Regions from separate parts of the Homo sapiens genome. Here all the other regions are linked to region 5. The links are chromatin contacts, found by Hi-C or POLR2A ChIA-PET in ENCODE. All regions are on one chromosome and are shown on one strand. Each heading gives the region's core, a stretch centred on a gene start or an enhancer-like site at or near the end of the contact. The rest is flanking DNA. Distances are from core to core; before and after follow the strand shown.

Region 1 (2,700 bases), core at 1-2,500, 300 kb before region 5:
GAATAGAAGAAATTGCATTTCACATAGAGTGAGTATAGTTTCCTTAAATTATTTGCTTCAGATGCACTCACATACATACACACTTGATCACAATTATGTGTATTTCTTACTGGAGGTCAGACAGTCAAGGTCTGGAAGCCACTGTATTTTAGGAAGGAAAAGGAAAAGCAAACCTTCCTCCCAGGGAAGCAGATGAGGATAGAGGAAGCGGCAGTCAGGCCCTGGGGGGCTCAGGAAATGCTGGGGTTCCCTCCACAGTTTGTGTCGTCTGAGCACCCACCTTTGGAAATACAGTGAGGAGTCAGGGAGGAGACTTGTCTGCTCCTTTTACCAACCATCGGAACTTAACCCAGCGCTTAACTTGAGCTTCCTTGTGGGCACACGGCTTCAAGAAGGGGCTGCTCTGTTATTCATCCAGAGCGGCTTCACCATAGTTTAACATGGATTCTCCTCATTAAGCAGCTATATTGCTGGGGGAAAAAAAGGAACTGATAGGGTCATGTTCTTTTTTTTTTTTTTTTTTTTTTTTTTTTGAGACAGAGTCTTGCTCTGTCGCCCAGGCTAGAGTGCAGTGGCACAATCTCGGCTCACTGCAACCTCCACCTCCCAGGTTCAAGCAATTCTCATGCCTCAGCCTCCTGAGTAGCTGGGATTACAGGCACGTTCCACAACACCCGGCTAATTTTTGTATTTTTAGTAGAGGCGAGGTTTCACCATATTGGCCAGACTGGTCTTGAACTCCTGACCTTGTGATCTGCCTGCCTCGGCCTCCCAAAGTGCTGGGATTACAGGTGTGAGCCACCGCGACCGGACTGGTCATGTTCTTTTTGAAAATTGGAAAGATGAGTGAGCTATGCATCTATTTCAGTTACATTAAAATCATGATACTTTATAAAATTATAATACTTTTTTGATCATTTTAAACTCAACATTATCTTGAACCACATTTAAGAATGTAATAAATTTTATTTTTTCTTGTATCTTTTTGATGAAAATTGGACAACTATAACAATTATCTCTCTGCTGCTCGAATTCTTCGATCATTCCTGCACACGAGTCTAGAGAGTTGGTCCTGCACATATGTGGGGACCCTTTTCCACCCAAGCGACAGAAACTGCTGCCAACAGGAGCAAGGCCCCTGGGAAGCAGGCATTCCTTCTTCCTCATTGTCAGGTGGAAGGGGCCGCTGGGGGGATGGCCTTTCTGTGCTTTTGCATTCAGTGGCTCCACAAAGACCTACTTGCCACCTGGCCATAATAGGGAAAAACAACTGAGGTTACTTCCTGTTTCTCTTCATTTGTTCACCCTACTGTGACAGAGCAGACCTCATCCGCTTGGCTATCAGAGGCTGCAGCCAGGACGGAGTGCTGACCTAACAGGAAGAAGATGAAACCGTTTTGAAGGGAATTTCTTTACTGATGACTAAACAGGTTCCCTTCTCCTATCCTGCCGGCCTGAGAGAGACTACGTGTTGGCAAGAGTTAGGCTAGAGGTTTGAGCCTTGGTTCCCTGACCTCCTGATCTCTGACGGTGGCCAAGTCCATGAACCTTTCCGGCCCTCCATGCTCTCATCTCCAAAATAGCACCTGCCTCATAAGTGGGTCAAACGAGTTAAAGGAGTCAATATCTGCCCAGTATTTGGAGCAAAGTCTAGCAGATACTAAATACTTTACAATGATTAGTAATTATTGTCACCTCTCACTTAGTCATTATTGTCACCTCTCATATGCTCAGCAGAAAATGTTTTAAAATAGCTATAAACAATTTATCAAAGAAGAAGTACAGGCCAGGCACGGAGGCTCAAGCCTGTAATCCCAGCACTTTGGGAGGCCGAAGCAGGTGGATCACCTGAGGTCAGGAGTTTGAGACCAGCCTGGGCAACATGGTGAAACCCCGTCTCTACTAAAAATACAAAAATTAGCAGGGCATGGTGGCACACACCTGTAATCCCAGCTACTCAGGAGGCTGAGGCAGAACTGCTTGAACCCGGGAAGTGGAGGTTTCAGTGAGCCGAGATTATGCCACTGCACTCCAGACTGGGCAACAGAGTTAGACTTTGTCTCAAAAAAAGTATATATATACACATATATCTTTAAACATATATATATATTTAAAGATAGATATATATAAATATAGATAGATATATACAAATATAGATAGATAGATATAAATATATAGATATATATAAATATATATAGATATATATAAATATATGTATATATAAATATAGATATATAGATATATATAAATATAGATATATAGATCTATAGATATATAGATATAGATCTATAGATATATAGATATATATAGATCTATATAGATATACAGATATATAGATCTATATAGATATATAGATCTATATAGATATATATATCTATATATCTATATAGATATATAGATCTATATAGATCTATATATCTATATATAAATATAAAGATATATAGATCTATATAGATCTATATATCTATATATAAATATAAAGATATATATATCTATATAAAGATATATATATCTATATATAGATATATATACATATATATAAATATATAGATATATATAAATATATAGATATATGGACATATAGATATATATAAATATATAGATATATATAGATATATATAAATACAGAGATATATACATAGATATATACATATATAGATATGTACAGATATATATAGATATATATACATGTATAGATAT
Region 2 (2,700 bases), core at 46-2,545, 380 kb before region 5:
GTAGCCCATTTGAGGGACACGCTATAGTCGAGTATGGGTTGGGAAGAGCAACTGGAAATAAACAGAGACTGGGATATCTTACAGACAGCCCCAAAACATGCACTCAGTTTGCCATTGGATTCTTTGCTTGATGAATAGGATTTAAAGCTAGACTGTATTAGTTATATGACAGGATTTGTTTCATCAATGAAATGCCTCTGTGTGCGTGTGTGTGTGTGTTTCCAGTTAATCCAGTTAGAGTGGTGGTTGTAACCTGGTCCCTAGATTTCTAAATACTTATGTTTATAGAATTTTATGGTCAAAATGAGTCCCTACCAAGAGCATCTTGTCAAACTCCCTCCTTGTCCACTGAAGAGCTGTGTGCTGTTTAAGTTGGTATATCCCTGTGTTTATGAGTACACATTTAACGGCGGCAGAATTCTGCAGCCTCCATGGGTCACCTAGAGCCTGATGAATAAAGTAAGCAAAGTCCAGTTGTAGTTTTCATAATCCAGGACAGTAAGTCCCTGGAGGAAGATCTGTCCATTAAATTCCATGAGTTTCAGGAATTTGCACGGACCCTAAGACGCTCCAGTATCAATAAGGTGACACACTGATCCCTGACATGCTCTTGGAAGATGAAGCCAGGCACAGCTGGCTTTGTGACTTGTTTTTCAGGTTAGTAAAGGTCACTCCCGGCCTTTACTAACATTCACCCAGTGCCTCGGCCAGGATCCACTACTATTTTCACGATGAAGAAAGCTGGATCTGCTTCCTTTATTTTCTTCTCCACTATCGATTCTTCTGAGTTTCACTCTGAAATTCCAACACCTTGGGCCTTCTCTCAGGCTCACAGCGACTCCATCAATCAGGGTGTCTAAAGACCCTGTGGGTGGAGGAAGGAAGGAAGGAGGCACAGAGACCCTGCAGAAATGATTCAGGAGCCCCAGGCAGCTCACCCTCCCTGTCCTTTGGGTAGTTTTTCTGCAGTTTCTCACTGTTGACACTTTTTTTCCTCTATGAGTCAAGAAAGAAGGCCCTAAGAGGGAAATGAGACAGATCTTCTTACAAATATTCTTCATTACCACACTTTATTCATTCTATCAGCCAAGTGTGTTCCTCCAATTTTTCACTACAATTTTAAAAGCAGAAAATGTACCCTATTGTTTTGCACTGTTGGGGCCCATCCAGAGAGAAGGTGCAAGGTACCTACTGGACTTCAAGGCTAAGATTGCGAGTGCAGCCGGAGTGGCTCGGAAACCAAATGTCAGTGGGAGCTCCCAGTCCCAGCTGTGAGGCGTGGCTCCCAGTCCCAGCTGTGAGGCGTGGCCCCATTGCTTCCCTAGCGGGCTTCTGCTCAGATGGCTCCAGAGGCTGCTCATCTGTATCATGACAGCATTTCATCGTAACAGACGCCAGCTACTGCATTAGCTCCTTTATTTTCTGGTTAAGTTTATACAAATGTATCAGATATACTGCAATATTAATAGTTCTCTCCTCATTTGTTTCTGTTATTCTTGGGGCTGGTTTCACAAGTTTTGGGGGTTTCAGTTCTTTTTTTTTTTTTTTTTTTGATACAGAGTCTTGCTCTGTCGCCCAGGCTGGAGTGCAATGGCACAATCTCTGCTCACTGCAACCTTTGCCTCCCAGGTTCAAGCGATTCTCCTGCCTCAGCCTCACGCGTAGCTGGGATTACAGGTGTGTGCCAGCATGCCTGGCTAATTTTTTTGTATTTTTAGTAAAGATGGGGTTTCATCATGTTGGCCAGGCTGGTCTTGAACTCCTGACCTCAAGTGATCCACCCACCTCAGCCTTCCAAAGTGCCTGGGATTACAGGCGAGTCACCATGCCTGGCCTGGGGATTTCAGTTCTTAATCTCCTTTCAGATTTGCCCATACTCTTTTCCTTCAGTCATCTCTGAGAGAAAACCCAGAGGTCCTTCATGGCTGGCTCAACTCACCGTCACTCAGGACAGCAGGGTCTTGCGGTCTGTTGCACTGTGGAGATGCAGGGGCGCCTGTATGGGCGAGTGGAGTTGTTCTGGGTGGAAATCCCAGGCCGGCTCTTTTCCTGTGACTGTGATGAGTGACTCAGCTCAGAGCCTCCTGAGCCTCATCAGTACAGTAAGGACCACAACACTGAATCCATTGTAAGGGTGAAGACACAGTCTGCAGAAAACTTGGCACATAGTGGGAATTTCAAACGCTTTAGCTGGTTAAAGAGAATTGACCATTTCTGCCTTTCAATTTCTCAGGAGTCCCTTTTCAGGGAGGTCGGCTGTCTAATTTGGCCCCTTCTACCTCTATGCATCCTCCTATAGCCATGCCCTCGGTGCAAGTGAGGCCAGCCTGACTTCTGTTCTCTGTAAGCGGCAGGCTTACTCCCACCTGAGGTTTTGCACAGGGTCTCCCTGGCCTGGGCCACTCTTCCATCTGATGTTACCACAGTTGGTTACTCTGACCTGTCTTTAATGCCCCTTTCACAAATCTAAACCATCCAGGGACAACAGATAAGGAAAATGGAGTGGAAGCCTCACCACAGATGATGGTGCAGTGCTGAGAAGCATCGGATTCGAGACAGACATAGAGACCTGGAGGCACTGAATGGAAAAAAGGAACAGAGGAGACAAGAACATGCAGACAGAACAACATGGGCTTTGCACAGGTACACGACAAACACAAAATGCACAGCGGACATGCGGCTGCTGCGGGGCAGGGCTGG
Region 3 (2,700 bases), core at 49-2,548, 410 kb after region 5:
AGGGAGAGGGCCGCGCATCGCAGCGCAGCCGCCCGTCTTCCCGTGGCTTCCCTACGGCCGCGGCTCCCGCTGCTCCTTTCCGCCGGCCACGCGGGTCGCACGACCTTCCCCTCCCGCCCACCCTGAGGCGCTGAAGCCCTCGACGCCGGCCTCGGGAAAGGCGCGGCCACCGCCCGTTTCGGATTCCCGTTTCCTTCCTCCGGGCGCGTCCTTCACCGTGGCCAAATCAGCCTCTCAACTGCTGGAGCCCGGCCTCGGACACTTCTCGGCTTACGCCGCCATACAGTGGCGCACCCCGAAACCCCGGAACCGACAGCTCGGCTGGCCTTGCGCACCCACACTCTCCAAGGCAGGGCTCGGTCCGGGGGCTGGTTTTGCCAAGGCGAGGGGCGAGGGGCAGCCCAGGCGGCCGGATGGATACCAAGAGGGCGCGTCAGCTCCGGCGGGACGGGGCTTCCAGGGCCCGGGAGGGGTCCAGGACTCCCCGCCGGCGCCTGGCTGTCGGCGGAGGGCCGCGGGGCAGGAGGGAGTGGAGACTGCGGCCCCAGTTCGGGCAGCGCGGAGCCCACCCAACGCCCTCCTCGGCCCTCGGCTCTTCCTGGGGCCATCCCGCCCCTGCACCTCGGCCTGGCACCTTTCCGGTTAGCCTCGGAGGCCGTGGCCGAGCAGGGTGCGTTCGCCTGGCTGGGGGGCCTCAGAACGTTATTTCCGGGTGACAACCTGCAGGGCCTTCCGCCCCTCGCGACCTCTCGGGAGTCCCTTCCCCGGCGCCCCCCCGGGGCTGCAGGGGCTGCAGGTTCGGTCTCGGGGCCTCCTTACCGCAGTCCGCCCGGCTTTAGGCTAGTGGGCTTTAACTACGTCGATAATATGACTCCGGCGATCTTGTGCGGCGATGGGATGCGGCCGTGGGCGGTGGAGTCCAGGCGGAGTCCGCTCTCCACACGCGAGGGCGCCTCCTCCTCACCGCTCGCCGGCTTCAAAGCTCGCGCCTCAGGCGACGGCAGCCAACGGGTTGCCGGCTGGAGGCCCCGCCGACGCCCCGCCCCTTGCGTGCCCACCCGCGCCCCGCAGCCCCGCCCCCAGCGCCGACCCTAAGTTTCGGCGCTCAGTGGTCCGGCGCTCCCCAAGGCTCGGTGTCCAGCGTCAACCCCGAGGTCTCTATGCCCCGCCTCCCGACGCCAGGGGGCAGGGCCAGCGCGCTGCGCGTCGGGGCGGGGCTTTGGCTGCGTCGGCCGCGTAGCCCGCGCGCGGAGCGTACCCTGCTGCGGCCGTTGGCCGTTAGCGCGGCTTCGGCGGTTGTCTTGGAGAAGCAAGATGGCGGCGACGGCGGCCGCAGTGGTGGCCGAGGAGGACACGGAGCTGCGGGACCTGCTGGTGCAGACGCTGGAGAACAGCGGGGTCCTGAACCGCATCAAGGTGAGGCCGGAGGCTGGGGCCGGGCCTGGCGGATCCGCAGGGCTTGCGTGGACAGCGGGCGTCACAACGGTCGCGGCGAGGAGGCCGCCTCCCTGGCGAGGGACCGGGGCCGGCGGGCACTGGGGGCGCGCCCCGGCATGGCCTCCGTCCTGCCCGCCCCACAGAGGGGGTCGGCTCGTTCGTTCGTGTGGTCCCGGAGGGCACCGCGGACTGGGGGTGCCTGGCCCATCCCCTGCCTCATTCCGTGGGGGCGGGACCGCGGGGCTTGGGGGCCACACGGGCGGCCCGCAGCTGGGCCCTGGAGTGCGGCCCCAGCGTCTCTTCCTCAGGCTCGGGCATGATCCGCGGCGGGAAAGCAGCGCGTCCAGCCGAAGCCTGGGGGTCGGAGAGCTTGTGTGACTGAGAACGTTTCGGAAGGCGTTTCTGACCTTTGCACCTGCCCTCCCAGCTCGTTGGCTTGCTCGTGTTTGTTGCTGGATAAATGTGAGCTTGTTGTGAAAATTGTCTTGAAATTATAATTTCCTGTTTCTTAACTTTTTTTTAAGGCTGAACTCCGAGCAGCTGTGTTTTTAGCACTAGAGGAGCAAGAAAAAGTAGAGGTATGAAGTTTCCAGATTTTAACATGGCTGTATTCGTTAATACTTAATTTCTTATTCATTAAAAACCGTCTTAAAAATAGTTTATAGTAACATATAGCTAGGGATAATTTTGAACTGTTAAGGATTACATTACTATTGAGAGAGAGCCAAAATTATTCTTTTTTCGTGTAGCTTTTGAATTTGGGGGTAATCTTAAGGTACCACAGTAACTCTGATACTAATGCTTAATCTGAAACAAATGGTCATAGGAGTTTCTTGAAGAAATGGTGCCATTGTCAATGTGTTAAGTGCAGGTTCACTCAGATCCTTTAGTAAGCTAATATGTTATTAATCCCTATGAAACGGGGTATATAGTATGCAACTTTTCCCAAAATTATCTGACCACTCAATTATTTTGACAATGAAAAAGACAGCGATTATTTTAAAAGTGCAGCCACTACTCTATATTTAAGTGGGTAATTTAACTTTTTCGGAGTCCCACCAACCATCCTGAGTAAATATTCTGGAATTTGTCAACAAGAATAGAACCATCATCAAAGCCTTAAACTCTTGCTGTATGACAAATCAGTCTACTGTCCTCTCACTTCTTTAGACCTGTATACCTAATCTCTAATTTCATCAAAATCTTCAGTTCTTTGCCCTTTCCATGTCTGTGCAGGCATCAGTCTTCTCTTGGCAGCATTTT
Region 4 (2,700 bases), core at 48-2,547, 510 kb after region 5:
TGGTACTTTGCTGAGGAAACGGACTCAGGGCTCAGCCTGTAAAGGGTGTTTACAGCATGGGTCTGAATGATGCCCTCCAGAACCTGTGCCAGTGTGTGTTGATGTTGGGGGGAGGTGGCCAGGCAGAGGAGCTTCGTGAATCTTCTTACTAACCAGTGAAAAGCAACAAGGAAGAAACAGACGGTGCGTTCCAAAGTAATTCTGGCCAGTGCTGCCTCTGCAGCTCTCTGGGTAAAAGCTCCGTAAAGACTGAAAATCAGGGAACCTCACTCCTACCCTGGTGCCCAGTACTGAAGCTCGGTGCCCAGTACTGAAGCTCGGTGCCCAGTACTGAAGCTCGGTGCCCAGTACTGAAAATCATCCTTACAATATCAGCATTGGCTTGGAGGGGTGTTACATATTTTTAAATATCAGCTTTATTGGGATAACTTACATACAGCAAAATGCATCCATTCTCAGGGTCCACTTCAGTGAGTTTTGACAACGACTGTGTTCCAGTGTAACTGCAACCCCAATCAAGATCTAGAACTTTCTACTCCCACCAGCTTCCCTGAGCTCCCTTCCTGTCAATCCCTCCCCGTCTCTCCCTGCTCCAGGCAACTGCTCACCTGTTTTCTGTGACTAAATAGAAGAGGCTTCCCCTAGGGTTTTGCATACTTGGAACCCTACGGAAGGCACTGTCTGTGCCTGCGTCTTCGCCCCGGCGAGCTGTTTCCAGAATCCTCTGGGCGGTGGCCTCGCCTCCTGGGCTGCGCTGCGATCAGCTGGGGCAGGCTGTGCTTCTCTTACCAACCCTGCTTCGGTGACACCGGGTTGTTTGCCTGACATTGGCCGTGGTGTGAGTGTTGACCTCACAGAAACGGGCCCGGGCTACCAGCCGGGGCTGCGTTCTCCCAGAGCACTGGAGGATACACATCTGCCGGTCACACGCTGGCCATGTCTTTTCACATTCAGAATAATTTCCTGATCACTCTTCTGCCCATATGAGCAAAAGTCCAGTCTCCATGATTGCCCTGCCCCGGCCTGCTCATAGCTCACCCTCCCGTGTTCCCAGGAATCCCAGGAGCCCGCCTCGAGGGCCGTATCCTGCTTCCAGAGGCATCGTGGACAGAGAAAGGAAGCCCGAGGCCCATCCCTGGCTTGACTGCGTGGGACGCGTTCTCCGCTGCCCTTGCTTCCCTCACGTGGAGCGGAGAGCAGGCGCTGAGAAGGGGCCCTGCGTGGTGACCCACTAGGGTTAGTTCAGAGCCTTGTGCACACAGACCCGAGGGGGTTTTCAAAGGAAGCTGACACCCCCGCGAGCTGAGGGCGGCTGTTCTCACGCATGCTCAGTGGCGCTCCCTGAGTGCTGAGAGCCACGGTCGGTGAGAGAGGAGCTTCCTGATGAGCCTCAGACGGTGCTGAAACCAGCCGACTCTGCCCAGGATCCTGAGTCCTGGTTTCCTGTTGACCCTTCCTTCCCTCACGACTTATTTCCCCTGGGAACTATCGATGTTCTTTTGGCCAGTGGGCTTCCGTTGAGGCCATCCTAATCATCAGAGAGGTTTTAGTCGAGTTAAACCTCAAAAGAGAAGGTGTTTCTTAATTTTCCCAGGGGTGCCCTTGGCCCTGATACAGATTTAGCTACCTTCCCCCGAAAGCCTCAAAGTTCTGCAAACTCACAGCCAAGCAAAACGCAGCTGCAGTCGAGCCAGCCTCGAAAGGTCTTACAACTTTCTGCAGTGGCCAGCTTGTTCTCTGTTTCCATGCCTTCCAGAATGAAGAAGATCAGTTCTAAGGTTTCTTACTATTTCTACCAAGAGACGACCATCGGCATTCCACAGACGGCTCCTCTAGCTGTGCACAATGCCTGTTCTTATCGTTATCACCCGCTTCGCGCCAGCGGTTCTCAATACAAATTCCTTGAGGTTTCACAGTCACAGATAGGTTGTATTTGTAGGGAAACAGAAGTGCTTCAGTGGAATACTATTGCTCTTTGTACAGAAACCTGACACCTAGTACTTCTGAATTCTAATCCTAGTTCTGTTAACAATTGGCTTTGTAGCAGCCTAGATAAAGTCAAATTATTTCTCTGTGTAAAAGAAAAACCTAACCAGTAGCAGGGGCACAGTAGTCTATGTGCCTTCCCTCTGGGCTTGTGGTTAGTCAGCAATGGGGGCTTTGTGAACTGCGTAGACCAGCACCCCACAGTCTGTTTCAGTTCCAGTTTATCCCATTGTCTCACGTGATCTTGAGTCATTTAATCATTCTGTGCTTTTTCAGCCTTCAGTGTAACAAAATAATTTACTAAGCACCTAGCAACTTGGGGTTTGCTTGAGGTTGTTATATCTGATTAGATATATCTCTATTAGATATTAGATGTGTCTGTACATGTAAAGTATGATACATTATATCCCCACAAGCCAAACAGGCACACGTAAGGCCAGCTTATAGCATTGAGATTTGGAAGACCCCTTAGAAGGTAGATCAGTGACCAACAACTGGGCAAGAAATTCCCTTGACAATGCAGCTGCTTGAGTAGTTTCAGTTTCAGAGCTCTCCTGTGGCAAGTGAATTATTGGATAGTAGTGACTTATTCATGTGTTAGAAAGTCCTTCTTTGGATGAGCTGGTATCTACGGAAACTTCCCTTATTCTACTTTTGTCTCTGCACCTAGCATAGTTCCTGGTACAGTATATAATGAGCCCTCAGAAAATATTA
Region 5 (2,725 bases), core at 13-2,512:
CATTTACTTATAATTGTGTGCAATTGTCCAGGCTGATCTTTTAAGGTTAAAGAGAAAATCTCAAACATGACATCAAACAAGTCTTTTTTTTTTTTTTTTTTTTTCCTTATTTTACAGCTTTATTACTGATTTCCCTCTAAAAAGAGACTCAAGTGTGGAGCTGACTCATCTATAGATTAAGGAATCACAAAGTACCATAGTCACTTAACAAATGCAAAAAAAAAAAAAAGCAATTGTTTTACCTTTCAACTGCTGATGTTATGTACAATCTATCACAAAAAGCATAGCTGTGCATTCATGAGCTGATTATATCAACCTCTAGAATTTTAGAAACGAGCACATCTAAGCATATGGATACTCTCTTACCTTACAAAGTAAAAGCATTTTCTATTTTAAAATTTTTATTTCTGTGTAAAACAAAGAATTCCTAGAGGTCAAATAATATACCAAACTTAAAGCACTATTAAGTCATGAAACAAAGAAGATTCTGAGGTAGAAGTCAAGCAATATAATCCACAGTTTCAGGTATTCCCAGCAACCATCGCATTTCGCAAGTAAGATCTATTTTTTTTAAAGTCTCAACTTCCAAAAAATCAATAATCCATTCTGTAAAATCAGATGTAAAACTATGACCAACAGAAGACACCCAAACTTTTCTCATGGTAACAGAGTAAATGCTTTTACTAAAAGCTGCCAACATTTCTATCAGTAGTAACCGTAAGGAGGCCGCTGGTTGTAACCATAATGTCCATATTGCTGGGGATAGTAAGGTTCTTGTCTGTGTTGCGGGTAGTTGTTACCCCAGGATCGTCCATGCCACTGATTGGATCGATTGTCACTTGGCCACCCCCATCTGTTGTCCCTGCCTCTGAACTGTCTGTTGTCTTGCAACCGATTGCCTCTGTTTCTTTGGTTCCCACCAGCTCTGCTATTCCATTCCTCAACAATTGGAGGAGACTCAGGAGGGCGTTTCAGGTATTCCTGATACTCCTTGTCATTTTCTGTGAATCTACTAGCAAACATCTCTTCAAAATTTGGAACAGCTTCGGCAGTGTCAGTCATTCTGAAAATCCCAAAGGTTTGAGGCAGCTGTATTGCTTAATGTTTAGGTTGTTTAAATCCGCCAAGGGCTATGTCTATCCAGCTCAGGCCGAACCCCGCCGGCGAGACACTGAGAAGCCCAGGAGAGGTGGCCTCTGGTCCACTACACCGTGGAACTCCAGACCACTCCAGTTCTCCAATGTAACCGAGCGCCTTCCTCTCCAAACAAGTCTTTTAATAAGGCCCATGAACTAGTCCATATATATACCAGAGGAGGAAAGAAAAAGAATGACCACAGTTTATTCTGAAGACATGACAAAGGTAACACACATCAGTTATACACAAAGTCAAATTTCAGCATTACCTCCAGGGCAGAGGGAGCCAACAGCTTTCAGAAATCTCTGCTCCTGCCATAGACTGGGGCTCCCCTCAGCTGCCTCCCAGTGGGGACTACATTACCCAGCCCTCCTTGCAGGCAGGTGTGGTCATGTGACTAGCCCTGGCCAATGGAGTGTGTCTGGATGGTGTACCTTAAAGAAGCAGGTGCTTCTTTCATAGTCTCTTTCCCCCCACAGCTAACTGCAGGCCCTTAGGGCTGGTGGAGCTACAAAGAAGAAGCCTGGGTCCCCCAAATCCCCATGTGGAAGCAAAGTGGCCAGTCATCAGGAACCCTGACATTAGACTAACACATAAGGAAGAAATAATTTTTCTTTTATGAACTCAGGGAAATATTTTCCTGAAACACAAGAGTGCACAGTCCAGAGACCCTGGGTCAGAGCCCTACAGGCCCAAGAAAGGCTTGGTTGGACACTGGCATGGGACAGAGGGAGGCAAGAAAGATGAGATAAGCACAGACTAGAGATTCGTATCTGCTTTTCATAAGTACAAGAGAAATGTACCATCAAAATCAGTTCTAATCACCGTCACTCTAATTGTGTGGCATCAGACAAGCTCCTCACCCGTCCTTGGCCTCAGTTCCCTCCTATGTAGAATGAGGGGGTCCTACCTGGATTAGTGGTTGTGAGAAATAAATGAACCCACGCATGTAAAACTCCCAGAACAGTACCTGGCATAGAGTGGGTTCTCAAAAATAACACTTTAGTTCTTCCTGAATATCTCATGCAGTGATATAACATCTTTCTTGAACGAGTCTGCCCTTTTTGAAGTCTGCCATTGGAAAAAAAAAAGCAAACCAGCATAAAATAAATATTATATATATATATACACACACAAAAATGTAAAATATATAAGTGGATTCAGAAGTAGAAGATGAAGGGCCCACGTCTCTGAAAAGCCACAGCTGAAGGCGCTGAAACTAGCCGTCTGGCCTCACTAGCACAGTGGGTAGAGTCTGACTTCCTGCTGGCTGCTGTCATTCATGGCAGGACTTTCCGGGACTGTGCGCTCTCTGCCCTGTGGGGAAGAACCCCGAGGAGGTGAGAGTGAGACCCTGCGCCCTCCTCACTCACTCAGGTTCCAGCCACAACAGTGAATTTATTTTGTTTTTTATCTGTTTGGCTTATCACATCTGAATGCAAAATATGCAGCATAAAATGAATGAAAATTGAGACCCCAGTGATGGTTAGAGAATTCTCGTATCATGAACTAAAAGTGAACTTCTTTCCAAGAAACAGGGGACCTTCGTTTTGCTCCCCAATGTACACACTGTGCTGGGGTCTGAAGT

What was found. A loop is a pair of places that touch in the nucleus more often than their neighbours do. ChIA-PET counts read pairs that join two places held with the same protein, here RNA polymerase II (POLR2A). Pooled maps may share reads with other maps.
Region 1: a pooled map shows a loop between it and region 5 (6-fold over the local background). The contact joins the enhancer-like site here to the promoter of RAMACL in region 5. A Hi-C loop is called at or near these places in 1 of 168 maps with a recorded cell type or tissue (HepG2), 8 of 37 single-sample maps with no recorded cell type and 6 of 50 pooled maps.
Region 2: a pooled map shows a loop between it and region 5 (3-fold over the local background). The contact joins the enhancer-like site here to the promoter of RAMACL in region 5. A Hi-C loop is called at or near these places in 2 of 37 single-sample maps with no recorded cell type and 2 of 50 pooled maps. POLR2A ChIA-PET finds 5 or more read pairs at or near these places in 3 of 52 experiments (WTC11, activated T-cell and activated naive CD4-positive, alpha-beta T cell).
Region 3: a map with no recorded cell type shows a loop between it and region 5 (19-fold over the local background). The contact joins the promoter of CEP43 here to the promoter of RAMACL in region 5. A Hi-C loop is called at or near these places in 3 of 37 single-sample maps with no recorded cell type and 5 of 50 pooled maps.
Region 4: a pooled map shows a loop between it and region 5 (6-fold over the local background). The contact joins the enhancer-like site here to the promoter of RAMACL in region 5. A Hi-C loop is called at or near these places in 4 of 37 single-sample maps with no recorded cell type and 2 of 50 pooled maps.

The regions. Positions count from the first base shown.
Region 1 is chr6:166,285,666-166,288,365 of GRCh38, forward strand. No RefSeq gene overlaps it. Among named protein-coding and RNA genes, the nearest start is that of PRR18, 21 kb to the right of the region's middle. RefSeq lists an enhancer at 1,385-1,554. Within about 2 kb of position 1,251, at least 5 of the 41 ENCODE cell types and tissues checked have a DNase peak (open chromatin) inside an H3K27ac peak, as active enhancers do.
Region 2 is chr6:166,201,121-166,203,820 of GRCh38, forward strand. No RefSeq gene overlaps it. Among named protein-coding and RNA genes, the nearest start is that of LNCDAT, 34 kb to the left of the region's middle. Within about 2 kb of position 1,296, at least 3 of the 41 ENCODE cell types and tissues checked have a DNase peak (open chromatin) inside an H3K27ac peak, as active enhancers do.
Region 3 is chr6:166,998,099-167,000,798 of GRCh38, forward strand. It overlaps CEP43 (centrosomal protein 43), which reads left to right and starts at 1,299. Exons shown (of 13, transcript NM_007045.4): 1 at 1,299-1,416; 2 at 1,962-2,015. The coding sequence starts at 1,315. RefSeq lists silencers at 371-600, 891-1,410, 1,501-1,660, 1,671-1,760.
Region 4 is chr6:167,092,879-167,095,578 of GRCh38, forward strand. No RefSeq gene overlaps it. Among named protein-coding and RNA genes, the nearest start is that of CCR6, 29 kb to the right of the region's middle. RefSeq lists enhancers at 448-517, 628-997, 2,328-2,387, 2,588-2,667. Within about 2 kb of position 1,298, at least 8 of the 41 ENCODE cell types and tissues checked have a DNase peak (open chromatin) inside an H3K27ac peak, as active enhancers do.
Region 5 is chr6:166,585,416-166,588,140 of GRCh38, forward strand. RAMACL (RNA guanine-7 methyltransferase activating subunit like) reads right to left here and starts at 1,263. Exons shown (of 1, transcript NM_001395999.1): 1 at 1-1,263. The coding sequence starts at 1,062. The coding sequence ends at 706. All of the region lies in intron 1 of RPS6KA2 (ribosomal protein S6 kinase A2), which reads right to left. RefSeq lists a silencer at 1,466-1,605.